Linked DNA regions of Mus musculus: region 2 is linked to region 1. Evidence: chromatin loops called from intact Hi-C (ENCODE). Cell type or tissue: heart. All regions are shown on one strand. Each heading gives the region's core, and the rest is flanking DNA. Links, peaks and the distances in the headings are about the cores only. Region 1 has its middle 98 kb from the start of Slc7a12. Region 2 overlaps Ralyl (RALY RNA binding protein-like).

The links. Hi-C counts contacts between places; a loop is a spot of excess contacts. Peaks named below come from ENCODE experiments on the same cell type or tissue, not always from the same donor. Only the 100,000 strongest peaks of a DNase experiment are listed, where the experiment ranks them.
Region 2: a loop joins it to region 1, with 9 times the contacts of the local background. A loop is called at or near these places in 24 of 42 quality-filtered maps.

The regions. Positions count from the first base shown.
Region 1 is chr3:14,374,732-14,391,321 of GRCm38, forward strand. No RefSeq gene overlaps it. Among named protein-coding and RNA genes, the nearest start is that of Slc7a12, 98 kb to the right of the region's middle. In heart, for the core only: CTCF peaks have their summits at 6,966 (motif pointing left) and 7,173 (motif pointing right); no DNase peak of the experiment used is centred there; H3K4me3 peaks cover 504 bases; H3K27ac peaks cover 309 bases.
Region 2 is chr3:13,871,535-13,888,124 of GRCm38, forward strand. All of the region lies in intron 2 of Ralyl (RALY RNA binding protein-like), which reads left to right. Among named protein-coding and RNA genes, the nearest start is that of Gm41998, 54 kb to the right of the region's middle. In heart, for the core only: a CTCF peak has its summit at 7,243 (motif pointing right); no DNase peak of the experiment used is centred there.

The sequences.
Region 1 (16,590 bases), core at 3,833-11,832:
GATTATGGGATGTATCCCTGGGTGGGACAGTCTCTGGATGGTCCTTACTTCCGTCTCAGCTCCGAACTTTATCTCTGTAACTCCTTCCATGGGTATTTTGTTTCCTATTCTAATGAGGAACGATGTATCCACACTTTGACCTTCTTCTTGAGTTTCATGTGTTTTGCAAATAATAATAAATGAAAAACAAATAATTTTTTTCATAATGAATTAAATATAGGCTTATTTTTTTTAATTTAACAATGTTCTATTAGATATTGTCTTCATTTGCATTTCAAGTGCTATCACAAAAGTCCCCTACACCCTTCCCCCCCACACACACTAGTGTATCTTTGTTTAATGCTGTACACCAGTTTTAATGGGGTTATTTGAATTTCTGGAGTCCAGCTTCTTTAGTTCTTTGTATATATTGGATATTAGTCCCCTATCAGATTTAGGATTGGTAAAAATCCTTTCCCAATCTGTTGGTAGTCTTTTTGTCTTACCGAATGTATCTTTTGCCTTACAGAAGCTTTGCAATTTTATGAAGTCCCATTTGTTGATTCTTGATCTTACAGCACAAGTCATTGCTGTTGTGTTCAGGAATTTTTCCCCTGTGCCCATATCTTTGAGAGTTTTCCCCACTTTCTCCTCTATAAAATTCAGTGTCTCTGGATATATGTGGCGGTCTTTGATCCACTTAGACTTGAGCTTTGTACAAGGAGATAGGATTGGATCAATTTGCATTCTTCTACATGATAACCACCAGTTGTGCCAGCACCGTTTGTTGAAAATGCTGTCTTTTTTCCACTGGATGGTTTTAGCTCCCTTGTCAAAGATCAAGTGACCATAGGTGTGTGGGTTCATTTCTGGGTCTTCAATTCTATTCCATTGGTCTACCTGTCTGTCACTATACCAGTACCATGCAGTTTTTATCACAATTGCTCTGTAGTAAAGCTTTAGGTCAGGCATGGTGATTCCACCAGAGGTTCTTTTATCCTTGAGAAGAGTTTTTGCTATCCTAGGTTTTTTGTTATTCCAGATGAATCTGCAGATTGCTCTTTCTAATTCATTGAAGAATTGAGTTGGAATTTTGATGGGGATTGCATTGATTCTGTAGATTGCTTTTGGCAAGATAGTCATTTTTACTATATTAATCCTGCCAATCCATGAGTATGGGAGATCTTTCCATCTTCTGAGATCTTCTTTGATTTCGTTCTTCAGAGACTTGAAGTTCTTATCATACAGATCTTTCACTTCCTTAGTTAGAGTCACGCCAAGGTATTTTATATTATTGGTGACTATTGAGAAAGGTGTTGTTTCCCTAATTTCTTTCTCAGCATTTTTACTCTTTGGGTAAAGAAAGGCCATTGATTTTTTTTTTTTTTAGTTAATTTTATATCCAGCTACTGCACTGAAGCTGTTTATCAGGTTTAGCAGTTCTCTGTTGGAATTTTTAAGATCATTTATATATACTAGCATATCATCTGCAAATAGTGGTATTTTGAATTCCTTCTTTCCAATTTGTATCCCCTTGATCTCCTTTTGTTGTCGAATTGCTCTGGCTAGGACTTCAAGTATTATATTTAATAGGGAAGGAGAAAGTGGGCATATAGGCTTATTTTATTTTCTGATCTCAACATCAAAAATATGTGTGACTCTCCAGAACAAATTCTTTCCTTGTTCCTTGTGATTGTTGCTTTCACATCAACAAAATACTTCTGAACTAATTTTATTCTTTTATATATTTTCCTTAATCTTCCTCATTTCCTTTTTATTTATTCAGTTGCTGTGTTCACTTATTTTATCCATGTGTAATGAAAGCCAAATATTCTATGACGTCCCATAGTCTTTGCTTTATGCATTAACCATGAAATGAATGTGGTAAAAATGACCCATTTTTAGATACTGCATTATGTGAAAATGTTGTGATCAGTAAACTAGAATCCCAGGCCTCTTGGCAACCATTATTATATGCACTAAGTACTCTTACTGGAATTTGAGTGGTGGATTTATTAAGTAGTCAAAGATTTGAAACTGGGACAGTAAAAATAAGTTTCCATGAAAGGAACTTACTTTATCTAAACAAAAGACAGTAGGCAAAACATTAGAATCATTTAATTAATATTTCAGGTATGAATAATAAAGATAACAACACACTTATTTATGAATCCAGGGTTTTTTAATTCATAAGGTTTTTTTATAATGATACTCTGATTTAAAATTGTATTATGAATGAATACTCGGTTATGACATAGCTGAGTGTCTTTATTCCTCAAGTCAGAAAAGTCAGCAACTATTGAGCTGATGTTTATTAGTTCAGTATTGGCTAATGTAAATGATGTATTTCTGTATGTGCTTCACTCTTCTTCATGCAAACGCATTGATTTCAATGAGTAAGTTGGAAACCCTGTAAATAGTGGAAGAATCCATCGAAACTTAGCAAAAATAGCTGGATTTAATTCTGTGGTTTCACAACTTGCCAGTTGCAAAGTAAATATCAGTACTACAAGGTAGTACTGAGACTGTATCCATCCTTGCCCTTTGCTTCTTGAATATTTGTAATGTTGTATGGCTGTTAAAAACAGAAAACAAAATCACCACTAATCTTAAGTTTCTTTTTACTTTCAGGTATGCCTGCCATTTATATTTGGAACTTTAGCTCTGTCTTCATTTCTCATTTTGACACCATTGATTCAGTCTCCTAAAATCGAAAATATCTATCAAGTTATCTTTCTCTTCAGTGGATTGCTGGTGTACTGGCTTCAAGCTTACCTTTATCAACATTCTGATAATTTTAAAACAATAACATGTTACTTGCAATTGCTATTTAATGTTTCACCATCTGACAAACAAGACAAAGACATTTTGGCTGAGTAAAAATAGCCTACTAAATATTTACTTCATAAAATAAAATGTTGTAAATGAAATTTTTTATTTTTAAAATAAATATTCTCTCAAACACAAATTTTTCATCTATTGCACAGCACAAAACAATGTAGTGCCCACTTGACTTCTGATCTCAAAGGCTTCCAAAACAAAAGTAAAGGGCATGGAAATGTTAAAATGTATTTTTTAATATAACAGAATTCCATAAATAGGTATATTTATTACAAAGGAATCAACACTTTTAAGTAGTTAAGGAGCTAAGAACTCTTATATGACACATTTCCTTATAATAGTATTATAGTTATGCCGTCAGCTTAAATAACTTCCATTTCTTTTTCCATTCTCATCCTATATATTATTATTACATGGAATTTCTTGTTCTAATTTGGACCTCATAGTTCTCTGATTTTTCCCCTATTATTACATTAGAAATATTTAGTGTCTTTAAATTCTCAGTTTCTATCTGTGGTCCACTTTTTTGACAGAAAAGTTTTGGCTTTATTACTGTCTGAATGAGATCATCATCATTATCATCTGTGCTCCAACACTGATGGGCGTACTGTCTTATGGCATGTGCCTTAAAAATATTCAAAAAAGGATGATATCTTTTCTCTACCTTCCTGGTCCCCAGGCCTATGGCAGGCAATCAATTTAGCTGGTCCTGGGTCCTACCAAACATTTGCCTTTGCTTTTTATGTGTTTGTATCCAGAATAGTAGAAAGGAATACCGTCACTGGTACTATGGGACTAAGAGAAGGAGCTATAGGTTTCCTTCCTGCTCTGTGATTCTCTGTACTTGATGACGGCTTTCTGTCTTTCTGGAGAGCTGACCTTCACAGGAGGGTTCAAAAAGTAGCCACTAGGGACAGGGAAAGGAGAGAGAATGGCAGGGAAGAGGAGTCCACACTGAGTCTTTATAGGTGAGAAGGTAAGCACACTTCTTCCTGCCTCAGATTTTCAGGTCTTTCATGACAAGAATTCTGAATGGTCCTGTTACTTTCGGGATAAGCAAGTTTCCAGATTCCATGATCAGGTAGAGAAGGTGACTATGAGGTGTCCAGCCTGGGAACAAGGTCAAGAAGAGATGAACACATGGCTGGAGTATCTCAGGAGAGAAAGTCAGAGCTAGTTTTGCAGCGTCATGGAGGGCTCCTTGAGTCAGGCTCTGGCTAAGCTCCAGGGTAACAGAATCTGAGTTCTCTTCATGGGATTGGCAAAGCAGGAGAGATGACATTCATAGGTTCAGGAACACAGTCTCTCCACCTCAGCAAGGTGACCCCTCTTGAAGAGACACCATGAAGAGAACATTAGTTTTCTGATAGTCCATTAAATTCACTCACAGAAACATGTTTCTTAAGACTGAACACTGTTTAGCTAAGGACACGGCTATCAAGGTATGCATATATTCACCAAAATGGGCTATGCATGCTACACTAGTGAACTGTCTCTAATGAAACTGTTTACCCAAGCAAAGGCTACAGTACTGCTTCCACAAGCCCCATTCAGTACACCAAGAAGGGCTTTGCTCACTGTGACACAGTGAATACAAGTTCCATCTTGTACTTGTCTCCATCCTCATTGGAAGGCAAAAGGGGACATAAAGATTCATAAAACAGCTCTTAAAGAGTTGTGTGTGTGCACATGTGCAAGTGTATTCCCATGACTATGTGAGGCATGTAAGCAGGCATGCCCTTGAAAACTCTGGAGATGTCAGTCCAAGGTCAACAGAGTGGCAGTATAGAAGGGTCAGGAGCAGACACTTCAGACTGGGCACAAAGGCTTGTCCAGACTTGGAAGTGCCCACTAAGATCTTCAGTCAGGATAATCTACTTCCTGAATTTTCTAGGCCTTTGAGGCAAGTCTTCCTAAGCTCATAAACAAAGAACATCAGAGCTGGGTGGGTCCTCTTAAGCCTGGCTGCTCTGGTATGGTCTCTGGATCTGCAACATCAGCACCACCTTCTCCTGGGAGCTTGTGAGAGATATCTTGGCTCAGGCTCCACCCAAAGCTATTGAACTAGATCGTGTGTTTTACAAGATTCCCCAGGAGATATATATGCACATCAGAGCCTCGGAAGTATTTCCCCAGGACTAATTTAGGCCAACATTTCACTTCACAAACAAGGCCCTGACACACAAAGGGGAGGAGGAGGACCCAAAGCTACACAGCTGCTTCCAATCTTGGCTTCACCACTTGCCAGAGACTTTGTGTAAGTCATTTAAAAATGCACTGACTCTCACTTTCCTCTTCTATAATATAGGGTATCACCCTCAACTACAAGGGCTTTCACATGCACTAGATAAGACAGCATCCAAATTAGGCTTCATAAATATTGACAGTCACTATAGTCCTAGCTCTCTGCTCTCCCTTCTACCTCTCAATGCAAGCCAGCTTCTCTATAGACAGTACTACATTATAGGGATATGTCCTGGTTCAGGAGGTTCTATGCAGATCCTATTCTGCCATTTGACCTTGAACTGTGTCCCAAATTGTTCCCTGGTTCCTGGCTTTGGTTTAGTGGTTCATAAATAAGATGATTCAGTCTCAAAAGGTCAATGGTCTTTGAATTATCAGTGATACAGAATAAACCAGAAATGACAAATTTATGTTTCCAAACTAACCAAAAGAAGGAGACACTATTAGGGTAGTCTAGCCCTAGGAAGTCTATAGATCTTTCCTAGAATGGTTCTGCCTTGACATGTCCAAGTACCTCAAGTGCCTAGGTGTGCCCCTCAATGCAGTTTTTCTGAGGATTGAATCCAAGGCCTCACACATGCCTGCTAAGTGCTCTTCCAGGAGCTACACTGAAAACTCCTCTTTCTTCTTCAACTAATAAAAAGGACCCTCAAGGCTTCAAGTATCTCTGTGGGGATGGGGTTAAAGAGGAGCGAGCCCAGTCAGACTGGAGGACAGCTGTTTTCAAAGCTTTGCAAGATGTTAGGTGAGAGAAGTCTAAACCTGTTCTCATGGACTCTGGAGAACAGAAACAGAAAGTTCAAATAAGTCCTCTCTACTCATAACAACTGGTTACAAACAGCTCCAGAAGTTCCTGTAACCATTAGTCCTAAGGCAAGTGAGCTGCAGAGGGAAGGGCTCCCTTGCTGTAAGACCAACTGGCAAGGCTGGCAAAGCTGGCATAGACTCCAAGGGCTCCAGTATGAGCATCATCTCAGGCAAGCACTTTTCAAATAGTTTCCCATGTCCCATCCCGACCTGATCAGAATCTATAGGGTGGATCTGGGATCTATTTTAAAAGCATCCCTCCACACCCTGCAATGGTTTTAGTAACAGGTGTGTGTGTGTGTGTGTGTGTGTGTGTGTGTGTGTGTGTGTGTGTGTGTGTTTGAAGGCAGGACCAGGGACTGGAGGAAGGGAGTTAGAACCATCCAATGACTGGTTCCCAAGGGTCTGTGTTCTATTTCTCAAACTACCCCCACCCTTACCAGGGCCTAAGGATGTTGGGGACTGTAGCTTCACAAAGTATGTACTCTTGATTTGGGGATTACTTAAACATCTAATAGCAACACACACACACACACACACACACACACACACATTTTTGTAGCAAGGTTATTCTGTAGCAAGATTGGCTTTGAACTCACGTTCTTCCTGCCTTAATCTCCAAACACATTCTCCCTCATCTCTGAAGACTGATGTCCCATGGAAGCCACCCTTTTAGATGACCCAGACTTGTGGTCTTGAAGGAAGACTGATGGAGCCACGACTTCCATCAGAACAGGCAGCTTTCTTCCACCACACCTAAACGGCCAGGACACTCATGCAACTGGGAGTCCTTTATGCCATTCTTTCCCCTACGGGCATCCTGGACCATGTCCAGGTCGCCCTTAAATGGAAAAAAAGGGGGACTCTGTCAGTTTCTCTCCTTTGGGTCATTCTTGTGCTTTGGTATGCCACAGGTCAGTGTTAGAGCACACCTCTTTCCGGGGACATTAGATGTGCTCGCGGAAGCACTGGGTCATCAACACCCACAGCAGAACGGGAGTAGCTAACAAAAATAACATGAAATTTAAAAAAGAAAAAGAAAAACGGAGTGGCTGCCTTTGGCCTTGACCCCACAGCGCCACCTGGTGTCGATCCGTACAGAGCAAACTCGACGCCTGCAAATCTCTGTGGCTCCCCACGCCCTACGCAATTACGGCCATCTGCTGGTACCCGAGCTTCACTGTGTATAAATAAATGATGTGTGAAGTCCCTTCTGCACTGCGTGATTGTGAGAAGGTCAATGGGGAAAAGTGAGACAGAGTACTAGGGCTGGCCTGATGGTACTGTGCTGGGCCTCCGCAGCCAGCAGAGGGCAGCCTGTCTCCACCTTTGGATCATGGTATTCTGTGTGTCCCGTCCAGGTAGGAGGATCCATTTGTGTTTATGGAATAAACCATTGTCCTCTGCGCACAAACCTCCCTGAGAATTTCCTGTAGGTCTTGAGCCATGTTTGAGAATTGTCAGGGCCACTTAGGGCTAACACTCTTTGATCTCCAGCTGTTGGGCAGGTGTTGTAGGTCCAATGTTGGAGCATTGCTGGCCTGATCCTCTGGCTAATAAAAGCATAAAACCTATTGGTTAAATTCCACTCACTGTTTTGAAAAACTCAGTGAGGGCGCATTTTCATGGATTGACACAGCATAGCTCTGGGTACAGTAGGTGTACCTAAGATGAACAACACTACAACCCTTCAGACAAGCCTATTTTCCAAGCCTGCTCTTCCGTACAGCTGGTTGTGAGGCCCTAGCAGAAAAGCAGATGGCTAGCTGCCTCTCCCCACCATACACACACACACACACACACACACACACACACACACACACACACACACACACACACTTCCAAGAAGTGAGATCTCTGGAGTTGATACAAAAAGTCCTCTAGCTGAATTTCTCTTTACAAGGGGCTTTGCAAAAGCTGAAGTGCTGAGTACATTGTCAGGACATAACTGAGCCTTTCAAAAGCCAAGTCCACAAAATCCCCGCATCCTGAGATGGGGTGGAGGGCAAATAGGGGAAGGTGGTGGCCTTTGATCATTTGGTTTCCTTAGAACCAATACCACAAAGTAAACAGACCTTAGAAAACTCCAGAGTGATTGCCTTTGGTTCATTTCAACTAGGCCTTGCCAAATCCAGCCCTGGCTCCCTGGGTCCCTAGGACCCCCACAGACAGATGAGGAAAGAGTTCAGTTCTAAATTGCTTTATTGATCAGATGATAAATCAGCTTCAACAGCCCATGCCTACAGCCCTTGCAGAGAATCGATGTACAGCCTTGTCCCTTCCGTCTTGGGGAGCATCAAGGCCCAGCCCTTCCCCTTCTCCCCTCTGCTCCTTACCTTGGGGCCTGGATGGGCTGGGCAAGATAATGAAGGTTACTAGAGAAAGATGGGGTGATAGGAGAAGGGTCTGTGTCTGCGCTGGAGAGGAATGAGGACGTGGGGTTCAGAGGAACCCTCAGGAGTGGCTAGAACACAGCTCTACCCTGGGCTATGCTGCATCAAAAAGTGTCCATCCCAGCTACCCGACCCAAGGTTAGACCCAGAATTGACTAATCCAAGATCTGGATGACTGATAAATGTAAATGCTTGTTCAGGAATTCATTAGGATCTTCCTTGCCCATCAAAGAGGGAACTTGATGCCTAAGGAGGTCAGGCAAACTCTAGACTTTGGGGTACTCTGACATGGGTTGCTCTCCATTCCTAAATGAAAAAAAAAATTCACTATTTCCACACTCAAAGGCAAGACGCCAGAGAAAGAGCTCTTTCTGATGGCCCCACAATTCTATCTGCACCTCCCTGCCTCTCATGGGGACTTCTCAGACTGAGATGCACCAAGAATCTCAGACTCCTACCCAGAGGAAACTCTCTGGAAGCCAATAAACCACAACCTTTTCTAGCCCAATAAACCCAGCTTTTCCTGCCTACACTGCTGGTTTGCTCTACTGGGCTCCAATGGCATGGGCTCAGGTGTCCTGGCCAATAGAGGGTGGACATTCAGCCTAGAAACAGAGGTCGATGGGGGTGAGGTGTGGAGTGAGGGACCTGGTCTCTGGAAAGGGGTGACTAGACAGATGTCTCCTAAAGGTAATGGTATCAAATGCCAGGCAGGAGGAAGCCCTTAGTGGGGAAGGAGTTCAGGCAGACCCCTAAACCAAAAGAAGCCAGATACCCAAACCCAAGTCATTAATGATGTGCAGGAGGGCTGAGTGAGAAAGAATCTTGGAGGTGTCCAAGGCTTCTGGGAATGGACTGCTGATTAAAAGCTCAGGAGTAGGCAATATGCACAGGCCACAGCAGTCTCACTCTGAGTGGACCAAGGACCCAAAGTGTTTGGCATAGCATCCTTTGCAGTAGATCTCACCATCCTTGTCTGCCAGGGTTGACAGAAGGCTTTTGCCACATTTGGCACATCGGAAGCAGGACTTAAGTCAGGACTTCTCAGCAGCAATCACCTTCTCTGCATCATAGACTGTATGGTTACATCAAACTTGGATGCCTCTGGGTTGGTGGTGGGCCTGTACCCGGGAGCTTCCTGTGGCTTGATGCCCAGACACTCATCCTTGTCCGTGCTCAGAGTGCCTGTGCCCCTCCTGTTGCCTTAGTTTTTTGGCTCTTACTTCTTGCTGTAACATGACTTGAAATAGCTCTCTTTGCCGTGCACTGCCACAGTGGTGCTGTCCAGATTCTTCTTGCAAATCATGCACAGAAAACAGGATTTATGGAAGCTGTTGCCCTCTCACTGGACCTCCTCAGCAAAGTAGACTGTCTTCTGGCAAACCATACACTTCTTGCTTCCTCCCAGTTTGGCATTCTGGCAGCTGCTAGGAGGCACACGGTGACAGCTCTCCGGGAACCTGTCTTGTGGTCCACTTTCAAATGTTTCGAATATATTCTTACTATTCACCTGAACATGTTATCTTCCTGGTACTAGCAATTATACAAATGATGCTGAACTTCAACACAAATACACAAACTAATTTAATCATCTCCTTTAATCTTTTTTCAAACTTTATGTAATTTTTATAATAATGATGCATCACTATTATATTTGGTATATTAAATATTCATGATATAAAATTTCACAGTGGTTAAAAGCACTGACTGCTCTTCCAGAGACCCCGTGTTCAATTCCCAGCAGCCACATGGTGGCTCACAACCAACTGTAATGGGATCCAATGCGCTCTTCTGGTGTGTCTAAAGAGAGAGACAGTGTACTCACATATATAAAATAAGTAAACCTTTTAAAAATTTTGCCTTATTCTTTCCATTTTAAAATCATCAAATCCCCCACTAAATTCACTGTAACAAGTAATACACAGTATGAGCTATGAGTAATATACAGGTGAGCTATGGCTCATTCAGGGTACAGCCCCTGGAGAGTGGCTCACTTTCCAGTAATGGCCAGACATCCAAGAGTATATGAACAGCAAAAATTGTGAAAAGGGACCTGGGAAGAATCAGAAGAACTAGGTGTGATCAAATACATTGTGATCAAAAATACATTGTTTTAAACTATCTAAGGACAAATAAAATGTGAAAATAGCAAATGTACAAACATAATAGCTTTTCTAACAACAATCACCTGCTGAGGAACAAATAATGAAAAATCTTTTTTCTTCTTTTGATTGTTACTTTTTCTCTTTTGTTGAAAATAGATTTTGCCTCATACAGTTCATCCTGGCTACATTTCCCCTCCCTCTAGTCCTTCTATTTTCCCTACCTCCCATTCCATCCAGACCTCTTTCTGTGTCTCATTAGAAAAGAACAGACTTTTAAAATATAAAATACTCAAAATAATCTCAAAACTAAGTATTTAGAAATAAAACACACGGGACTGGTGAAAGACCTCCACGATGAAAACTATAGGTCAAACAAGAATTTTTATTTTTTTTTTCCATTTTTTATTAGGTATTTAGCTCATTTACATTTCCAATGCTATACCAAAAGTCCCCCTTACCCACCCACCCCCACTCCCCTACCCACCCACTCCCCCCCTTTGGCCCTGGCTTTCCCCTGTACCGGGGCACACAAAGTCTGCGTGTCCAATGGGCCTCTCTTTCCAGTGATGGCCGACTAGGCCATCTTTTGATACATATGCAGCTAGAGTCAAGAGCTCAGGGGTACTGGTTAGTTCATAATGTTGTTCCACCTATAGGGTTGAAGATCCCTTTAGCTCCTTGGGTACTTTCTCTAGCTCCTCCATTGGGAGCCCTGTGATCCATCCATTAGCTGACTGTGAGCATCCACTTCTGTGTTTGCTAGGCCCCGGCATAGTCTCACAAGAGACAGCTACATCTGGGTCCTTTCAGTAAAATCTTGCTAGTGTATGCAATGGTGTCAGCATTTGGAAGCTGATTATGGGGTGGATCCCTGGATATGGCAGTCTCTACTTGGTCCATCCTTTCATCTCAGCTCCATACTTTGTTTCTGTAACTCCTTCCATGGGTGTTTTGTTCCCACTTCTAAGGAGGGGCATAGTGTCCACACTTCAGTCTTCATTTTTCTTGAGTTTCATGTGTTTAGGAAATTGTATCTTATATCGTGGGTATCCTAGGTTTTGGGCTAGTATCCACTTATCAGTGAGTACATATTGTGTGAGTTCCTTTGTGATTGTGTTACCTCACTCAGGATGATGCTCTCCAGGTCCATCCATTTGGCTAGGAATTTCATAAATTCATTCTTTTTAATAGCTGAGTAGTACTCCATTGTGTAGATGTACCACATTTTCTGTATCCATTCCTCTGTTGAGGGGCATCTGGGTTCTTTCCAGTTTCTGGCTATTATAAATAAGGCTGCTATGAACATAGTGGAGCATGTGTCCTTCTTACCAGTTGGGGCTTCTTCTGGATATATGCCCAGGAGAGGTATTGCTGGATCCTCCGGTAGTACTATGTCCAATTTTCTGAGGAACCGCCAGACTGATTTCCAGAGTGGTTGTACAAGCCTGCAATCCCACCAACAATGGAGGAGTGTTCCTCTTTCTCCACATCCTCGCCAGCATCTGCTGTCACCTGAATTTTTGATCTTAGCCATTCTCACTGGTGTGAGGTGGAATCTCAGGGTTGTTTTGATTTGCATTTCCCTGATGATTAAGGATGTTGAACATTTTTTCAGGTGCTTCTCTGCCATTCGGTATTCCTCAGGTGAGAATTCTTTGTTCAGTTCTGAGCCCCATTTTTTAAGGGGGTTATTTGATTTTCTGAGGTCCACCTTCTTGAGTTCTTTATATATGTTGGATATTAGTCCCCTATCTGATTTAGGATAGGTAAAGATCCTTTCCCAGTCTGTTGGTGGTCTTTTTGTCTTATAGACAGTGTCTTTTGCCTTGCAGAAACTTTGGAGTTTCATTAGGTCCCATTTGTCAATTCTCGATCTTACAGCACAAGCCATTGCTGTTCTGTTCAGGAATTTTTCCCCTGTGCCCATATCTTCAAGGCTTTTCCCCACTTTCTCCTCTATAAGTTTCAGTGTCTCTGGTTTTATGTGAAGTTCCTTGATCCACTTAGATTTGACCTTAGTACAAGGAGATAAGTATGGATCGATTCGCATTCTTCTACATGATAACAACCAGTTGTGCCAGCACCAATTGTTGAAAATGCTGTCTTTCTTCCACTGGATGGTTTTGGCTCCCTTGTCGAAGATCAAGTGACCATAGGTGTGTGGGTTCATTTCTGGGAAACAAGAATTTTTAAAGTTATTTCAAAACAGAAGGAATTATCATGTTTAAAAATTGTTAAAATAGTCATATTACCAACTCAAAACTCATAATACAAGCTAAATATTCAATCAAAATATTACTAGCATTCTTTGAAATCCTAGAAAATACAGTCTTAAAATGTCCAAGGGATTATTAAAGACTAGGATTAACCAGAGCGATTCTTAGAAAAGAAAGGTCAATGCTGAAGATAGCAAAATAAACCTTCACTCAAAATATACCAATGCATCATGCTTGCCAACTACAACTCGAAGGGGCAGCTTTTCTTCTTGACAGTACCACACATTGGATAATGGACATAGTGATATCAATCGGGTACCCCTCTGGACTCTTCTTCCCTGCTAACTAATTTTCAGAGTGCTACAAGATATAAGATACAGACTGTGGGAGAAGTTTTCAACGTTCTTGCTCTACAGTGAGCCCTGAAAGTTACAATAATGACTGCATATTGGTTCACTAGTGAAATAAATATTTTTAGGATAATTAACTGCTTACTTTCTGAATGGATTAAAAGTCTGATCCTAGGAAGTCAACTCATGCTTGGTGCTGTAAACCTTGCCAAGAGCCTTTGCTTGGGAAGAACATAAACTTTGGGGACGAACCTACTTCTGTTATTTTGTAAAGTAGATATAGTACCAAATGTGCTTCTAAACACTTACCTTTATACCCATAAAACTTCACCTCTAACAAGCCTTATCTAAGAAGCTTCTTATTGCAGTAGGTCACAATTAATGCAAAGATTCACAGTTGGTTACAATGTAGAGAATAAGCGACTACTGAGCATTCAGCCCTAGATGGGACATAGATCATGCACACACACACACACCCACACACACACACCAAGGCTCAAGGAACATCATAAAAGAGGAAGTAAAAAATAGTAAGAACAGAGATTGGGGAGGATTGCTGCAAAACAATTTCTCTGGGCAGCACATTGCCATTTCTCTCTTTGGCCTTTGCCTCAGCAGCTACAGTTGTCTGCATAAGATCAAGAAATCAGAATTCTCACATGGGAAGGATATATAAGGCTCCACTCCTATTTGAAGACACATGGCATTTGATGACTGCTGAGGAAAGAGATCATTTCTTTTAAGAAATGTGACACTTTGAAAGACTGGCAAGGCTCCAGTAGATCTCCCATACACACATGCATACTGACAACAGACAGTGATTGGATTTTATTTAGAGAAAGAAAAATCTCATAAAAATAGTTACATGGTCTATACAGAAACATTAAAAAAGTAAAAATCACAAAAATATATGAAAAAGTAAGTTTAACCCCTTTAGCCATTAGGGAAATACTAATCAATTTTATGTAATATTATTTCTTACCTGAAATGAATATTAAAATTTGATGTTGATAATATTGACAATAAATGACTCTGATAGATCATTGGTTGGGTTGCAAATGAGTAAATCCATTATGAAAAGCATAATAAAGAGCTCTCAAAAATATCTATAACTGCCACACTATCCACACCATATAACATTCCTGAGTATATGTCAAAAAAGCAAGTTATCATAGTGCTGGTTAACAATGTAATTAAAGTTTTAATTACTATGTCTGACATATAAGCCCCTAGCTTATATAAGCTATACCAAACCCAATACCCTTTTATCCAAGATGTTGAAAACTAATCTCAAAATTCACTGCTGTAAAGTTCGGTGGTTTTCCAAGGTAGTAGGTTATAAGATTACCTGCTCTTTCTCCTTTTGCATTCAAACTTGCTTCGTCTTCTGAAAAAGATGATTAGGCCAACTGTAAAACATATATGTTAAAAGAAGTCCCTGCCTACTCCTAAACAGAATGTGTAATCTTGTAGGTTTTGCCTTTATAAGCCCTGTGCTAATATGGCTAAATGCTGCATTTGGAGAGTAACCTCAGGTACAGTCCGAGAACCAAAGTACCCAGTATCTAAAGAAAGCCTGTTCCTATTAAAATCTCATTCACTGTTAGATTGGTGGATTCTGAATGACCTCAGACCTATAATAATACAAAGAGTGTAATAATACACTCCATGTTTATCATATCAATATTCAAAACAGCCTTCTGGGGACAGCATACAATGACAGGGACTGCCTGCAGTAGGCCGGGATGGAGACATCTCAGTAGCTCATGGCAGCTCCTTGTAGAAAAGGATAGTGTCTGGGACCCTGAGAAGCAGGAGACACATTCCTCCAGGGGACCCACCATCTGAAATAAAGGACTGCCTGCAGTAGGCCAGGATAGAGACATCTCAGTAGCCCTCGGCAGCTCTTTGTAAAAAAAGTTATTCCCAGTTCTCCTAACCTTAGCCCTGGACAACGACTGTATAGATTTCATTTGTGCATGACTACTTTTCAGTTGGCCTTGGTTGTTGGGGCCGGCCAGCGGCTCACATGTCTGGGTTCTAGTCTGAGAGGCATCTTGGAACCTGGAAGAGAAGAGGGGGCTAGGCGATGCGAGAGAGAAGGAGGTCCTGATCAAAGCTCAACTTTAATATGGCAAACAAGCTTTATAAAGAAGAGGGGAGGCCCATTCCCAGCCATGCGAAGTTCCTTAGAAGTGGACAGATCATCCTTTTAGTGGGAACTCAAGGAAGATCACAGTTAGGTGCTAACTCCGGAAAATCTCGGAGAACCGGTTAGGCCTCAGGCAAGTTCGGCCTCAGGCAGGTAGTGGCACATCAAAGGAGAGTGCTGAGAAGCAGCACAGCAGGTGGCTCCACCTAAGTGTCGGATGGTCACAGCCAGCCTTGCTAGGCTGGAAGGAGGTAACACTTGGTGTGCATAATTATTCTCTTGTATCTGACTTTCTTACTTCTTTTTCCTTCTGCTTTGGTAAATTCTGTAAATGTAGATGTTCCTTGATGTAATGGCTCTTACATCAGGGAATATCTAGAGTTAAACAGATTTTAACAGTTAAAAATTGAGGGGTAGAGCACAGGACAGCCCAATCCTAATGGCCCAGGTACATGCTCTGTGTTCTCATCTTAGAAACAATGTAATAACTGCACAATGGTAGTTCCAGATTAATGCTTGACTTGCAAAGAAAGTTTGAAGACATAATTAGAAAATGAATTACAGGGGGCTGGTGAGATGGCTCAGTGGGTAAGGGCACCCGACTGCTCTTCTGAAGGTCCGGAGTTCAAATCCCAGCAACCACATGGTGGCTCACAACCATCTGTAATGTGATCTGACTCCCTCTTCTGGAGTGTCTGAAGACAGCTACAGTGTACTTACATATAATAAATAAATAAATCTAAAAAAGAAAAAAAGAAAAAGAAAATGAATTATAGCCAACATTGCAACCCTGAAAAAGGGAAAATCTATTAAAGTTATAAAAGAAGTGTTACACAACATTTAAGAGTGGTTCCTGGATAAAAGTATAGAATGCATAAAAGTATATATTAGTAAAACTAAATCAAAACACTGGGACTCTTAGGAGAGTCATTGTGTGCAATGTGCCGAAGCAGAAAGCTAGCAGAACTGCTGAGTTAAGGGTTAACTTGATTCTTTCTGGCCACTGCCTGGCAGCTTTGCCCATGTCATTCACCATTAGAGCTTCACAAAAAAATGCAAGTAGCTGACTTCAGAGCTCTGAGCTCTGAAGTATAATAACTCAAAGGTTAAAGATTAAATAATGATAACTTTGCAATTGTTGTTATTTTGGCTACAGGCCTGGGAATAGGGAAGCTTGAAATTTTGGGGGAAAATTACAATTTTTGATTCCTTGTGGGGTGTGGTTATTCTTTTCAATTTGACTTGGCAATGATTATACAATGTCTTTTTTCTACCTGCTTTTGGAATATCAATAAAAGACTGGGGCAAGAGAAAGGCAAGAGAGCATGAGAAGAGCATGTGAAGGGTGAGTGAATAGAGAATGTGAAGAGCAAGTAAAGAGAGAATGTGAGGTATATATGGAAAGGGTGTGTGTGAGTGAAAGGAGAGTGCATTGGTTGTGTGAGATGTGTGTGTGAAAGGGAAAGGGGAACACACAGAGGTGTGCATTAGCATGAGAGTTCA
Region 2 (16,590 bases), core at 3,421-11,420, 500 kb before region 1:
AGCATACGGATAAGGACCACAAGCTTTCACGACTATATGGGAGTTGGCCTGAGCTTTGGGTTTCTTTAAAAAAAATCAAATTAACAGCAGCAGCAAAGTCTAAACAAACCTGGTTGAAGAGCAGTAGTATTCTTGCTTGTTCTCTGTACCTCTACCTCACGAGTCAGCTTTTTCAGTTGTTTCTAAGTCGGCATCTCATTGTCGTAGTCTGTGGTGGAGAGTTTCTCCATTTTTGTTGTGAGCGTCTGCTTTCCCTGATTCTTCCTCTTCTCTGTGTACCCAATACAGCTTTTCTGTCCCCATTGTCAGGGCACTCAGCAACTCACAGGTCAGCCTGTCGCCAGTATGCTCTTGCAGCATTCTGTGGGAAACACACAAACATGTTCTCTTCCCCATATTAAGTACCTGAACAAGATCATGCCATGAGCCAGTGTGTGTATCCTTTCACATCACCTAGGCACAAGTATGCCTGGTTGTAGAATACTATAAGGCACTCACTTAGCAAGGAGGTTTTTAGCATCTAAATATCAGCATCATAATAGGATTTAAAACTTTACTTGGAGATGAAGAAAGATGACTCTACATTAATGTTCTATTTGCCAAAAAATTGCTGTGTGCACATTGAGTAACAATAACTAGAATAAGCAGCTAATATTACCACTGATTACAATTGATACCAATTGATCACAGAATTTTTCTCTATTTTCTGTAAAGCCTTCTGTTTTTCACCAGTTAATTTGAATCTCACTTGATAGCATCTAACAAAGGCTTAAGCCATCATGTGTTGAGTTTAATTTGAGGTATTAGCCAATTAACATCTCCTGGAAGCTTTTGAAAATAATTTGAAGTATGCAAATCATCGTTTTTCTCTTACAGTTTATGTACCACAATATTTCTAGCATAAAACTGAGACCCTAAATATTAAAAAGATATTGTCTCTGAATCATTTCTGGACTAAGAGTTACTCCCAAAACTTTAAAGCTCCTTGTGTGGAAGCAAAGATTTGAAGTAAGCTTCCCTTCAGAGGCATTTGCTAATAATTTACTTTCCATTTAAGAAACAATATACACTGAAAGATTCAAAGTATTAGCTTCTTGTATCGAAGCAGAGACAATAAAAATTCCTTACTAATGTAAGGCTATATTAGCCATACCTAGAGGCAAAATTTTCCAATGATCTCAAGCTCACTAGAAGGAAACCTGTTACAATTATCATGAGGCAAAGAAAAAAATTCAAATCTATAGTAATTTTATATGGAGTAGGTAAGCCAGCTTGCAATGCCTTTATAAGTTTTACAGCCAAACCATCACTGCATTCCAGACAAGGAAGGGGTTATAGAAATGTATGCTCTAAAATTTCTGTTTTGAGACAATCTTATCTTTTGTGAAGAATATTTTATGTTAATTGCAAGACAAGTTCGAAAGCACCCAGGTTTGTTGTTGTTGTTGTTGTTGTTGTTGTTGTTGTTGTTGTTCTTAAAGAACACCTTGATGTCAGTACAGAAAGAAAAATACAAACAATATTTAAATGTCTTTAGAATAAACTAGAAATAAAAAGAGTGAGACAGTTTCTGTTCTTTATGCTTGAAGTAGCATTGCTAATGTTTTTTTTTTTTACAAGCATGAGCTAATTTTTTTACATGAATCTATTGTGACAGTGTGCAAAGAACAAACAAACAAAATAACCACTGCATATAAATTGCTTGTCCTTTCTAGTAAATACTAATTTGGTAACCGCTGTAAAATTCACTGTGAAAAATGAATTATTTTCACTTTTTCCTTTAGGATGCTTGAAACATTTTTACTCCTGATCTAAGTTTAAGTTCAGAAGAAGCTTCTGAAAGACTAAGGTTTTATGACTTGTTTAACTAAAGAATTTAGTCAACTGTGACCAAAATTATGTAGTCAAACAGAATTCCAATGTAAATGGATCTAAATGTCTTCTAGACATATTATCTGAAAAAGCCTTCAATTTTCATAAATACTAAAAAAAGATACTTAATAAATTAAATACTGTAAACTTTCAATTAAAGAAAGAGCAAAAAATATAAAATTTATAGCTCTTGAGGCGTAAGTATTCCCAAACATGTAACTTATTCTTTTGTGAAACAATTCATTCTATACAGTCACACTCTAGAGTTGTGATATTCTTTTGATGGTAGTAGCACAATGTATTGAAGACACATCTGTGCGCGGCATGCTGTGACTAACTGAAACCTCGATAGTATTTAATGAAGGAGAAACTACCACAATCCTCAGTTTTGATATGTTATGTGGAAGAAAGTAGGTTGCCTCTCAGTATAGTGCAACGAGACATGATACTTTAGCGTACTTAATTGGCGAGACCCATCTACACCATTGACCGAACTCTGTCGATTCCTTACAAGAACACACAGAAAGAAAAGACCTTTGGAAATCACATTGACCTTTGAATCCTTGATATCCTCCTTTGCCCCACCCCCATTCAGATCTTTTCTTAATTTATTCAGATTTATTTTTTGTAGTCAGAAATGTTCCGTCTTAGAGTTTCCATTGCTGTAAGGAGACTCCATGACCATGGCAACTCTTATAAAGGCCAACATTTAATTGGGGCTGGCTTACTGGTTCTGAAGTTCAGTACATTATCGTCGTTTTGGGAATAACGGCAGCATCCAGGCAGGCATGGTGCTAGAGGAGCTGCAAGTTCTACATCTTGTTCCAAAAGCAAACAGTTTATCTCAGGACTCTTAAAACAGATATTACTCACAGTTTGTCATTCCTACTGAACTTGAGGCCTATCAGCCACCTCCCCTATTTGAGCTATGTGGTACCATTATCTTGATTCAATCTGTCTATTTATTAGATTTCAGTTTCAACATTTGTAAGTTTCTGTAAAGTGTGAAACAGAGGCAGATTCTTCTACTTCGTCTTCCAGGTTTACCTAGCCCTGTCCTTTTGCTTTTCTCAATAATAGTTATCCCGAGCTTTTGTCCCCGCCGTCAAGAACACACTCAGGACAACTGGAATCTTCTGCGGCAAAGCTTTTATTGCTTACTTATCAGGAGGGAAGACCCCTAACCGGGAAAATGGCGCTGCTTATATAGCCCGCAGCGTGACATTTCAGCACCTGATGTGGTGTGACAGCTCCTGATTCATTGCTCACCCATCACCCCATTACTACACCATGAGATGGGCAGTGACTAGGCGTGAGTTCACTCTTGCACTTGTGCATAAGGCTTATTTACTAGTTAGGCGCAGTGGAAGCCAGCGCCATCTTATAATGGCCATTGCTCACACACGCACGCGATTGCTCGCGGCACGGCTCGCCACAAATAGTTATTTAACTTACCTATGGATGGTATACCAACTCCTAGTTAAAAAAGTTAAAAGAACTTAAGAACTCCTGCATAGTTGCATGTAATTTTAAAGTCCACTCCTTCCCGAGAGCTTGGCTCTTTCAACCTCTCACAGCTAGTTCCACCAGGCCACCAACAACCATCCTGGTCTCAGCTTTCATGCTATCTCGCAGGGTCTCTGTTTGCTCCTTGCCCAATGACGCAAGGGCCATCTCATCCAGCTCCCTTTAGCCCCATGGAAAGAAAACACTAGAGACTTTTATATTTAAAACTGACAAGATAACTCAAAAGTTGGGTGAAGTATATCCTGCCCCATCCCCCTTGGCCTCCTCAGCTGCCTGCTATCAGTGTCTTGGGAGACCTACATGTCTGCAACTTCCTATTTGCTTCACAGCCTGGTCCCACTCCAATCCTCTCATTCCCACTCTCTTCTTCTCTAGGACCCAGAAAATTTGCCTCCATATCTTCACCCAGGGATTGGCTTCTGTGGTCTTTATTTAGCCAATCAAACAATTAGGGAAACAGGGAAATTCCACTACACTGAATCTTGGAAATATCCTTTAAAGAAAGCTGGCATGTCAGGGTCTGCCATTTTCTTTAGGAATAAAGACTACAGCTGTCTTGTTTTCCCTCTTTCCTGTTTTGCATATTATTCTTTCAAAACATTTACATATTTTAGATGAGGCAATATTTTATGAAATATTTGAACCTATGAACTAGCTACCCCAGTTAGCCAGGAGAATATAGTTACCGGATTGCCAGACATGTATGCCTGACCTCCATAGGGCAATGAGTTACTTTAAAACTGTTTGTGAATGACAAACATACAGGGCTTATGGAAATACATTAGTTATTTCCTTTTCAGTTTTTCTCATTGTGACTGAGAGCTAAAGCATATTTCAAAATTATGTAATAAGTCAATATTGGCTACATCTTAATATCAAGTAGTATTTTCCCACAAAGTGATAGGAGACTTAGACTTTATGTGTATATCCATTTAAGTATTTTCCTTTGCATTTGTTTGTGTATACACTAACATATATTTGGATGTATAAGCACAGATGCGTCTTCCTCAAACAACCCCTACCTTATTTATTTAGATATGGTCAATTTACTGAACTTAGAACTCGATAATTCAGCAGCTCCTAAGCATCTTCCTGTCTCTACCTCCACAGACCTGGAATTGTAGAGGCAAACCACTCAACTCAGGCTTTTCAGCTGAGCATCGGGGATGAGAACTTAGGTCCTCTTCTGTGCATAACCAGTATTTTACCAAATGAATCATTTCCTTGCCTCTTGAAATGTTTATGAAATAGTATGAAGTAACATGTTTCTCTTTCCCTGTACTCTATTACTAGACCCAATATACTCCTGGGAAAACATCCCCTTGTGTTAACATTTATGCCCCAAGTGAATCTGCCTTTAAACAGTTCCATTTCCTGCTACCAAATTAAAAACATTTATTTTAAAAAAAAAAAAGGAAAATGAGGTGTAGGCAACGGAAAAGTGAGGCAGTGTCAAAGTACTTGGTGGCACTTTGGGCCTTAATAGTAAGTATGGACTTTTGTTTCTATAGTGACAATAGATGCTAAAACATTTAATGACTGCTTTCTTGAGTTCATTACTGTAAGAGCGTAACTAAAGAATTTCATAAAGCAAATGAGTGCTGGCAAGAATAATTTATGTGCTTTAAATTTTTTTTTTTTTGTCTAATAAGTTCCAGGTTTGCTGTTTTAGTTTAGACCATGGCTGACAAGAGCTTTGAGGGAAAGGACTTTAAGTGTGATACTGAATAAAGAACTTGCTTTATTTTATTTTATTATTTCATTTTAAAAGATGAGCTCAGAACCATTCCTCAGCTTTATACTTCTTTCACTTCACTATGTAAATGTTTATTGAACACACATTTTCATTAGGTAAAGATGTAATAGTCTCAGAGCAAGACACACTTCTTAGATTCAGTTCACTTAACAAACTAATGGCTGCTTCTCATTTTCTTTTAAAAGCTTCATCTGAACAGGGGGGTTAGTAGGAAAGATAATCATACTTATCAAATTAATAAATCTTCAACCCAGTGCCCTGAAAATTCCTTCTTTGGTCTCATGAATGTCCAGTTGCAAGTCACCAACAAAAAGTGAAATTCATTTTGCATTGGCACAGTTTGATATTATTGATGAACCTGAGAAATGATAATGAAAAGAAATTCTCAACTTTAATGTGTCCAAGAGTTTGGGGAGAACATGGACTACAAAGAGCTTTGTGAATGGTCTTCTCTGAAGGTGAGCAGAAAAGTCATTGACCTTTTACGTGGGAAATTTAATGGTAACTTTTTTTCCTTTACAATGCTGAGATGATCAGTAATATCCTGCAGGGAAAACGGTGGGAAGGAATGAAAGGTTCATGGCCAAGCAGCGTCTCCCCATCTGCAGTACAGGCTCATGCAGGAGGACTGAATGATTGACTACCACACCTGACTCTATAGTGGGAGCGGTGTCAGAGAATCTGTAAGAGTGAAGAGCAGCAGCACCAGGCAGCGAGGGACAGATGGCTCCACAATAAAGAGAACTGCAAAATGCCACACAGGTTCAGAAAGAAGGGAATAAGCTACTTAGAAGGTTATATGTGGTTAGACTGTAGATGAAGTCCAGGATCAGTCTCTGTCTCACAGTTCACAACCTTAATGGCACCCATGCATGTTGCCTTTGTCATGTGAAGCAACCTCTTTACACGAACAGGAGTTGTGACCTAGGCATTTGTATTATTGTATTCTGACAGATGGGTTTATATTCAAGTCAATTCTTCTGTCTACACGTTATTGATTTACTCTAAAGGATAGTGACAAAAACAAAGTCAACCTTTCCCTTAGCCAGAAAAGAATCATCCAATGTGTTTCAGTACAGCCTCTATAATTTCCTGCTCCTGTCCCTTATTTTGGAAGGAATTTTATCTCTCTGCTAGACATTGCTCCAACTTCATACTCACTACCATCCTTGAAAAAATAACGCTACAATTTGCAAAGTTCCTCTTAAGATAAGGGGCCCATAAGCAAGCACCAGATATATTCATATGTAGCTTAAACATCAGTCTTTAATTTTTTTAAAATGTATGTATGCATATTATTTTTGTGTGTACACATAATTTGTAACATTTGTGTTTATGCAACACGTTCATTTCTAGTGCTCACAAAGGTCAGAAGACGGAAGCAGATCCTCTGGAACGCGAATTATAGATTGTTGTGTGGCACTATCTGATCACAGCACATGGAAGAAAGAGTAGAGGTTCCAAGGCCAAGAAATAACAACAGGAAAACTGGTTAAAGAATTGACCATGAGACAATAATTACATGGGATTTTTAGACCAGAATCAAATGAGGAGCCTCAATATCTAGTTTTGATGGATTTCACTTGTGACATTTTGTTAGTATTGTGGAGGGTAATGTGACAGGGAGTAGGTTAAGGAATGGATTCTAATTCAAGGACAGTTGTCCAAATGTGGTAAGGATGACAAGAGGGTAGAGTGGTGAGAAAAATTTGCTATAAGGGAAGGTGTTTAAGATACAAATAATATAATGTGATGATAGTTTTCTATGTGGGAATGGGGTAGGATGAAAAGTAGAAAAAGGACCAGTGTCAGTGGAAGAGTTGAAATGGTTTCAGCACTTTTAAAAGTCTAAGTGCGATATTATGCAATGGTGATGCGAAAAGGAGCCAGTGGTGTGCACTGGGGTTCACATAGGAGGTGCAAGCTGGGTCATGAGGCAGAGGCTTTGCATAGTATTTATGTTGTCTCAGTTCTGCGATGTCCTACCCCCCCCCCCCCATGAATGCTTTCCAGTCACCAAAGTTCTGAACATCAGAGTAGCAGAAATCTGAGTTACTGTGCTCTGTTTGCATTGCATTACTAGCTGTGACCACACGATGGCATCCGTTCTTCACATTTCCTCATGATTTTTTTCTTTTTTTTTCTTTTCTTGTCTTGTCTTGCCTTGTCTTTTCTTTTTCCCTTCCTTCCTTCCTTCCTTCCTTCCTTCCTTCCTTCCTTCCTTCCTTCCTTCCTTCCTTCCTTCCTTCCTCCCTCCCTCCCTCCCTCCCTCCCTCTTTCTTTCTTTCTTTCTTTCTTTCTTTCTTTCTTTCTTTCTTTTCTTTCTTTCTTTCTTTCTTTCTTTCTTTCTTTCTTTCCAATTCATTTAGAGAAATAGTGCATGGAATATCAGATATTTAGACCATCAGAATATTCACCTGAAATTTTTAGATTTTGTTGGAAAGATAAGGCAAAATTAATTTGATAGTTCTTTAGAAACTGCCACAACTATTTTAGACAGTTTTAGACTGTTGAAAAATGAAATGTGAATATAAACTACTTAAGAAGTAGTTTTTTTCTTTTCTTTTTTTTTTTTTTTAGTGATTTATTTAGGATATACTTTTCAAATTAGGATTGTGCACATCTAACATTGATTTGAAGTTGCTCATGACCTTCATTGGCACATTACATTCTACTATTCTATTGTGTGTGTGTGTGCATCTGTTTACAGTTTGATTTATATTGTCAAAATGTAGCTTTTGATCTTATCACACAGTAGTTATGTAACAATTGATTAGAAAAAATTCCATATGGAAGAGTCGGGGGAAGGACTGAAGCCCTGAAGGGGATAGCAACCTCACAGAAAGACCAACAGTCTTTTTTGTACTCCTGGAAGTACAGATACTGAGTCACCAACCAAAGAGAATACACAAGCTGGACCCCTTGGCACATATCTAGCAGAGGACTGTCTTGTCTGGCCTCAGTGGGGGAGGATGCAGCTAGTCCTCCAGAGACTTGATATGCCCGGGTAGGGGATAGAGGGGGTTCATCCTCTCAGAGGTAGAGAGGAAGGGGTATTGGGGAAGAACTGTGTGAAGGGGGACCAGTGGGGTGCAGTGTTTGTGATGTAAATAAATGAATAAAGAAAGAAGTGAGGAAAACTATTCCTTGCTGTATTATTGTAATTTGACCATCAGTAGCCACTGGGGCTCCTGGATTCCAGACCTATGCTCAACCAGGGACCAGGCTATCTGTGCACAGCCCACCACCCCACACCAGCCTATATTTCTCTCTAGTACAATTACATGCTGGTAATGCATGAAGCTCACTGTATTCATTTTCTAACCTATGGAGCTTTTGCTTACTATTCTACAAGGAGGAGGCATATTCTACTCTTGGTTCTAACTTTCTTATGTTTTCCTGGCAAAACAACTAAAACCATCTTCCTAAATGGTTTTCTATCAACTACCTAATTGCTTAACACTATTTAAATCAAATCAGGAATTCCGTAAAATCATTAATTGCCCTCATCAGTATTATTTTATGAAAGTTCATCTTCATGTTGATTTGAAGGAAAATTGCACAGTAGGGTGGGCTAGCACTCAGCAGGTAATCACACCAGGCTATAGACAGTGAAATTCTCTTCATGCACGATCACATGGTAACAGATTTGCAAGGAATATAGCAAAAACAGACATAAAACGGCACATCAGTATCAAAAGGCAATCATGGGATGAATCCCCTGCGGCTGTGCATTTCCAGGGTACACCTATTGCAGAAGAGCAAAATGGAGGGCCATCTCTAGCAAGCTCAGTTGCACACTGTAGCTCTTCCTGCATGGGGTCCATCAATAGTGCATTACGTAAATGAAACAATTATATAATAGTCCCTATCCCAGATAAAATTATTGAAGAGAGAAACTTGTTTCCAGAACATTCTAGAAAAAAAATGCATCATAAAAAGAGAGCATGATATTACAAACAAGCCATAGGCCCACTTCAATTTTGAAGTTTACATTAGATTGATCAATTTGATGACTGTCTTTTTCATATCTTTACACTTCAGCAAAATCTTTTACCTACTTTAGCAAAATCTTACTTAGTAACTACTGCTTTAAAGAAGGAAGAGTGTGAATTGGTGACAATATAAGTATGTTGTTTATGTTGTTCTTTTAATGTGTCTCCCCAAAGCATCAGATTCCATCTTTGTACAATTACTGAAGCTCTAGTAAGACTTTTGCAAGTTCTAACTTAAAATTTTACAATTTTTTCAGTTGTTAACAATTGCAGAATTTTTCAGTTCTGAGTCTTATATTCTTGTTTAAAGAATGGACACTAGCAATGACTGCTTAAAGTTTTCTTTTTTTTCACTTAAATTTTATTTATTTAGTTAATATGTTACATAATAGGATATTCCTCAATAGATGCATCTTTTTTTTCCATTTTTAATTAGGTATTTAGCTCATTTACATTTCCAATGATATACCAAAAGTCCCCCACACCCACCCACCCCCACTCCCCTACCCACCCACTCCCCCTTTTTGGCCCTGGCGTTCCCCTGTACTGGGGCATATAAAGTTTGCGTGTCCAATAGAAGGAAAAATTATATAAAATATTTTTGGAACAGCACAACACCACTCAAATATATTAATTAAGTTACCATTGTTTACAACACATTGCTGTCTCCAAGATGGGTGCATATGAAAGTAAACAAAGTTAAAAATAAGTTTATGTTTTGAAGATAGAAAATTTCTATTTTACATACAAATTGAGAGTAAAATTCAGGATAAAGGATGTCAGAGAGTTTTAAAGAGAAGGAAGGAATGGAACAGTAACTTGAAGAAGGAACACAGTAGGAAATATTGATATTTTAACTCTAGTACCTCTTTCTTGAAAATTTCAAGGGGATTTTACAGATACTAAGCAGTTAGGAGTGCTTGTTGCTCTTGAAAAGGACCAGAGTTCAGGTCTTACAACCTGTGTAAGGTGGTTTACAACCACTGTAACTTGAACTCCAAGGTATCTAATACCCTCTACTGGCTTCTAGGAACACCTACATTCATGTGTATATACACACATTGTCAGAATATACGTGAAAAATCTTAAATTAATAAAAGGAAACATAATATTGTTCATTGAATTTCTGCAGACTAACCAAGTCCTGAAAGATTCTATATAGGATTATTTCAAATATTTGTACTATTGCTAAAAGATTGATACAGATATAGATGATAAATAGATTAGATAGATAGATAGATAGATAGATAGATAGATAGATAGATAGATAGGTATCCAACACACATGTCATATGTATGTGTCAGATGCATATACATATACATGTACTTGGTGAACACATACAAATTGGCATCTAATGTCTAATCCAGGCTGACACTGCTTATTTCCATTACACATTAATTTTAAAACAATGAAGATCTGTTTTCCTCCAAAGCCCAAATACGTGTGGTGCCATTTAAACCAGGTGATAGAGCATTGGGAGGTAAAAAGGTCATGCATGACATTGCTACCTTTATAAGCAATTCAGTCTCCATTTACTCCTTGATGGCAAACCTAGAACAGGCCATCAGTGAGTAAAACGCATAGATTTTTTTTCCAGAAAGAATGCTTCAGAATAAATTTTTATTGAGCATATTCTACTAAATTTAGTAGAGTTTGATATTGTATCCACAGGAACTGTCTTAGGCAGGGTTTCTATTCTTGTAATAAAATGCCATACCTGAAAGCAAATGTTGGAGAAGATTATTAATTATGCTTATACTTCCACATTTCATTCCATCATGGAAGAAAATCAAAGTACGACCTCAGACAGGGCTGGGACCTGGAGGTAGAGCTGCTGCAGAGGCCATAGAGTGTTATGTGGTTGCTCAGACTGCTTTCATTTAGCACCCAGGTCCATGGTCCCAGAAATGGCACCACCTACAGTGATCTTGGCTCTCCCATATCAACCATTAATGAAGAAAATATACCACACACGTGTCTCCAGGCCAATCTGATAGAGGTGCTTTCTCAACTGAGGTTCATTTCTTCCAAATGACACTCTGTTGCTGATACCAGGACACAAGTACTTCAACTTGACATTCTCTACACAATGTGTTCACTACAACATCTTCTAACCCATTATGGGAAAAACAGACAAAGATGACCAGAGGAAATAGACATTGGAAACTTAGGGATTTTTGGAAGTCAGTTGTGTTGGATTGTCTTTTGCTGGAGCAAATACATGAAGAAATGTTTTCCTGCAGTGGACACAGATGAAAAGCTAAGGGGGATGTGTAAAGGAACATTTCAGTGAAGCAGACACAGGCAAATGGAGATACTGCGAAAGCAAGCATGTGAAAGGACACATGGTGAAGGATTCTTTGCTAATGGGATGTCTGTATTGGTCTTTTTTTTTAAACATTTTTAATTGGGTATTTATTTCATTTAGATTTCCAATGCTATCCCAAAAGTCCGCCACCTGCTCCCCCACCCGCTCCCTCCCACTTCTTGGCCCTGGCGTTCCCCTTTACTGAGGCATATAAAGTTTGCACGACCAATGGGCCACTCTTTCCACTGATGGCCGACTAGGCCATTTCTGATACATATGCAGCTAGAGACAAGAGCTCCGGGGGGGGGGGGGGAATTATTGGTTAGTTCATATTGTTGTTCCACCTATAGGATTGCATATCCCTTCAGCTCCTGGGGTACATTCTCTAGCTTCTACATTGGGGGCCCTGTGATCCATCCAATAGCTGACTGTGAGTATCCACTTCTGTGTTTGCCAGGCCCCGGCATAGTCTCACAAGAGACAGCCATATCTGTGTCCTTTCAGCAAAACCTTGCTAGTGTATGCAATGGTGTCAGCGTCTGGAAGCTGATTATGGGATGGATCCCTGGATATGGCAGTCTCTAGATGGTCTATCCTTTAGTCTCAGCTCCAAACTTTGTCTCTGTAACTCCTACCATGGGTGTTTTGTTTCCAATTCTAAGAAGGGGCAAAGTGTCCACACTTTGGTCTTCGTTCTTCTTTAGTTTCATGCATTTAGCAAATGGTATGTTATATCTTGGGTATTCTAAGTTTCTGGGCTAATATCCACTTATAGGGAGTGCATATTGTGCGAGTTCTTTTGTAATTGAGTTACCTCACTCAGGATGATGCCCTCCCAGTCCATCCATTTGCCAAGGAATTTCATAAATTCATTCATTTTAATAGCTGAGTCTTAAACGCGTTCGTGACCGGCCAGGAAAGACGCAACAAACCAGAATCTTCTGCGGCAAAAGCTTTATTGCTTACATCTTCAGGAGCAAGAGAGCAAGAGCAAGAGCAAGAGAGAGAATGGCAAAACCCCGTCCCTTTTAAGGAGAATTATCCTCCGCCTAGTACGTGTCGCTCCCTGATTGGCTGCAGCCCATCGGCCGAGTTGTCGTCACGGGGAAGGCAGAGCACAAGGAGTGGAGAACTACCCTTGGCACATGTGCAGATTATTTGTTTACCACTTAGAACACAGGATGTTAGCGCCATCTTGCAACTGCGAATGTGAGGGCGGCTCCCCACATATCCCCCTTTCCTTTTAATTAGAGCAATAGGCCACCCATTTTAATGAGAGTGGAGATAGAGGTCAAATCCCCAGTGTGCAGGTAAAGGAGCCTTACACATAACCTCCTCCCAGGCTCATCACCCAGAGGAGTCCTGGTCTGGTCCCGTGTCGTTTTTCCTGGGGAGAAGGACACTTGGACACTCAACCTTCTTGAAACACTTGGACACTCAACCTTCTTGAAAGATGACATGTCTCCCTAGAATAGGCTCATATATGCCGCAGAGCCCTTCTACTTCAGTGCTTAGCCATGCAACTCTCTCGGGCTGCTGAAGCACACTCACTCTATCCCGTGCAATGAGACTAGCCTCGTGGGGTGCAAGAGCTGAATGGCCAGCAACCTATTGTTTAACATAGATATATCAGGGGAAGCACCATGTTCTAGACCTGCAAGTGCCTGGGCAATAACCACCTTGTCTCTCCTAGTTTGGGCCTTAAGCTTACAGACCAACCAGAGAAGCAACACTAATCCACAGCAAAGTGTATCTCCAAATAATATCAATCCCACCCATTCTTTAAAGAAGGAAAATGCTGAGGAGATCCAATTGGGTAATCCTTTGATCAGGGACAGGTCCAAACGCGTGGAGTTGACCTGAATGATGGCAAGTCTCAATTCCTGAAGGGTCTGTTCAAATTCAGCCGTCCAATTCTGTAACATATACTAAGAAAGACTTTTTTTTTTTTTTACAGTCATATTCAAGGAGAAACAATATTTCTTTTTTTTCCCATTTTTATTAGGTATTTAGCTCATTTACATTTCCAATGCTATACCAAAAGTCCCCCATACCCACCCACCCCCACTCCCCTACCCACCCACTCCCCCTTTTTGGCCCTGGTGTTCCCCTGTACTGGGGCATATAAAGTTTGCGTGTCCAATGGGCCTCTCTTTCCAGTGATGGCTGACTAGGCCATCTTTTGATACATATGCAGCTAGAGTCAAGAGCTCCAGGGTACTGGTTAGTTCATAATGTTGTTCCACCTATAGGGTTGCAGATCCCTTTAGCTCCTTGGGTACTTTCTCTAGCTCCTCCATTGGGAGTCCTGTGATCCATCCATTAGCTGACTGTGAGCATCCACTTCTGTGTTTGCTAGGCCCCGGCATAGTCTCACAAGAAACAGCTACATCTTGGTCCTTTCGATAAAATCTTGCTAGTATATGCAATGGTGTCAGCGTTTGGATGCTGATTATGGGGTGGATCTCTGGATATGGCAGTCTCTACATGGTGAATCCTTTCATCTCAGCTCCAAACTTTGTCTCTGTAAGTCCTTCCATGGGTGTTTTGTTCCCAATTCTAAGGAGGGGCATAGTGTCCACACTTCAGTCTTCATTCTTCTTGAGTTTCATGTGTTTAGCAAATTGTATCTTATATCTTGGGTATCCTAAGTTTGGGGCTAATATCCACTTATCAGGGAGTACATATTGTGTGAGTTCCTTTGTGTATGTGTTACCTCACTCAGGATGATGCCCTCCAGGTCCATCCATTTGGCTAGGAATTTCATAAATTCATTCTTTTTAATAGCTGAGTAGTACTCCATTGTGTAGATGTACCACATTTTCTGTATCCATTCCTCTGTTGAGGGGCATCTGGGTTCTTTCCAGCTTCTGGCTATTACAAATAAGGCTGCTATGAACATAGTGGAGCATGTGTCCTTCTTACCAGTTGGGGCATCTTCTGGATATATGCCCAGGAGAGGTATTGCTGGATCTTCCTGTAGTACTATGTCCAATTTTCTGAGGAACCGCCAGACTGATTTCCAGAGTGGTTGTACAAGCCTGCACTCCCACCAACAATGGAGGAGTGTTCCTCTTTCTCCACATCCACGCCAGCATCTGCTGTCACCTGAATTTTTGATCTTAGCCATTCTGACTGGTGTGAGGTGGAATCTCAGGGTTGTTTTGATTTGCATTTCCCTGATGATTAAGGATGTTGAACATTTTTTCAGGTGCTTCTCTGCCATTCAGTATTCCTCAGGTGAGAATTCTTTGTTCAGCTCTGAGCCCCATTTTTTAATGGGGTTATTTGATTTTCTGAAGTCCACCTTCTTGAGTTCTTTATATATGTTGGATATTAGTCCCCTATCTGATTTAGGATAGGTAAAGATCCTTTCCCAATCTGTTGGTGGTCTTTTTGTCTTATTGACGGTGTCTTTTGCCTTGCAGAAACGTTGGAGTTTCATTAGGTCCCATTTGTCAATTCTCGATCTTACAGCACAAGCCATTGCTGTTCTGTTCAGGAATTTTTCCCCTGTGCCCATATCTTCAAGGCTTTTCCCTACTTTCTCCTCTATAAGTTTCAGTGTCTCTGGTTTTATGTGAAGTTCCTTGATCCACTTAGATTTGACCTTAGTACAAGGAGATAAGTATGGATCAATTCCAATTCTTCTACACGATAACAATCAGTTGTGCCAGCACCAATTTTTGAAAATGCTGTCTTTCTTCCACTGGATGGTTTTAGCTCCCTTGTCGAAGATCAAGTGACCATAGGTGTGTGGGTTCATTTCTGGGTCTTCAATTCTATTCCATTGGTCTACTTGTCTGTCTCTATACCAGTACCATGCAGTTTTTATCACAATTGCTCTGTATTAAAGCTTTAGGTCAGGCATGGTGATTCCACCAGAGGTTCTTTTATCCTTGAGAAGAGTTTTTGCTATCCTAGGTTTTTTGTTATTCCAGACAAATTTGCAAATTGCTCCTTCCAATTCGTTGAAGAATTGAGTTGGAATTTTGATGGGGATTGCATTGAATCTGTAGATTGCTTTTGGCAAGATAGCCATTTTTACAATGTTGATCCTGCCAACCCATGAGCATGGGAGATCTTTCCATCTTCTGAAATCTTCTTTAATTTCTTTCTTCAGAGATTTGAAGTTTTTATCGTACAGATCTTTCACTTCCTTAGTTAGAGTCATGCCAAGATATTTTATATTATTTGTGACTATTGAGAAGGGTATTGTATCCCTAATTTCTTTCTCAGCCTGTTTATTCTTTGTATAGAGAAAGGCCATTGACTTGTTTGAGTTTATTTTATATCCAGCTACTTCACTGAAGCTGTTTATCAGGTTTAGGAGTTCTCTGGTAGAATTTTTAGGGACACTTACATATACTATCATATCATCTGCAAAAAGTGATATTTTGACTTCCTCTTTTCCAATTTGTATCCCCTTGATCTCCTTTTGTTGTCGAATTTCTCTGGCTAATACTTCAAGTACTATGTTGAAAAGGCAGGGAGAAAGTGGGCAGCCTTGTCTAGTCCTTGATTTTAGTGGGATTGCTTCCAGCTTCTCTCTATTTACTTTGATGTTGGCTACTGGTTTGCTGTAGATTGCTTTTATCATGTTTAGGTATGGGCCTTGAATTCCTGATCTTTCCAAAACTTTTATCATGAATGGGTGTTGGATCTTGTCAAATGCTTTTTCTGCATCTAACGAGATGATCATGTGGTTTTTGTCTTTGAGTTTGTTTATATAATGAATTACATTAATGGATTTTCATATATTAAACCATCCCTGCATCCCTGGAATAAAACCTACTTGGTCAGGATGGATGATTGCTTTAATGTGTTCTTGGATTCAGTTAGCGAGAATTTTATTTAGGATTTTTGCATCAATATTCATAAGAGAAATTGGTCTGAAGTTCTCTATCTTTGTTGGGTCTTTCTGTGGTTTAGGTATCAGAGTAATAGTGGCTTCATAAAATGATTTGGGTAGAGTACCTTCTACTTCTATTTTGTGAAATAGTTTGTGCAGAACAGGAATTAGATCTTCTTTGAAGGTCTGATAGAACTCTGCACTAAACCCGTCTGGTCCTGGGCTGTTTTTGGTTGGGAGACTATTAATAACTGCTTCTATTTCTTTAGGTGGTATGGGA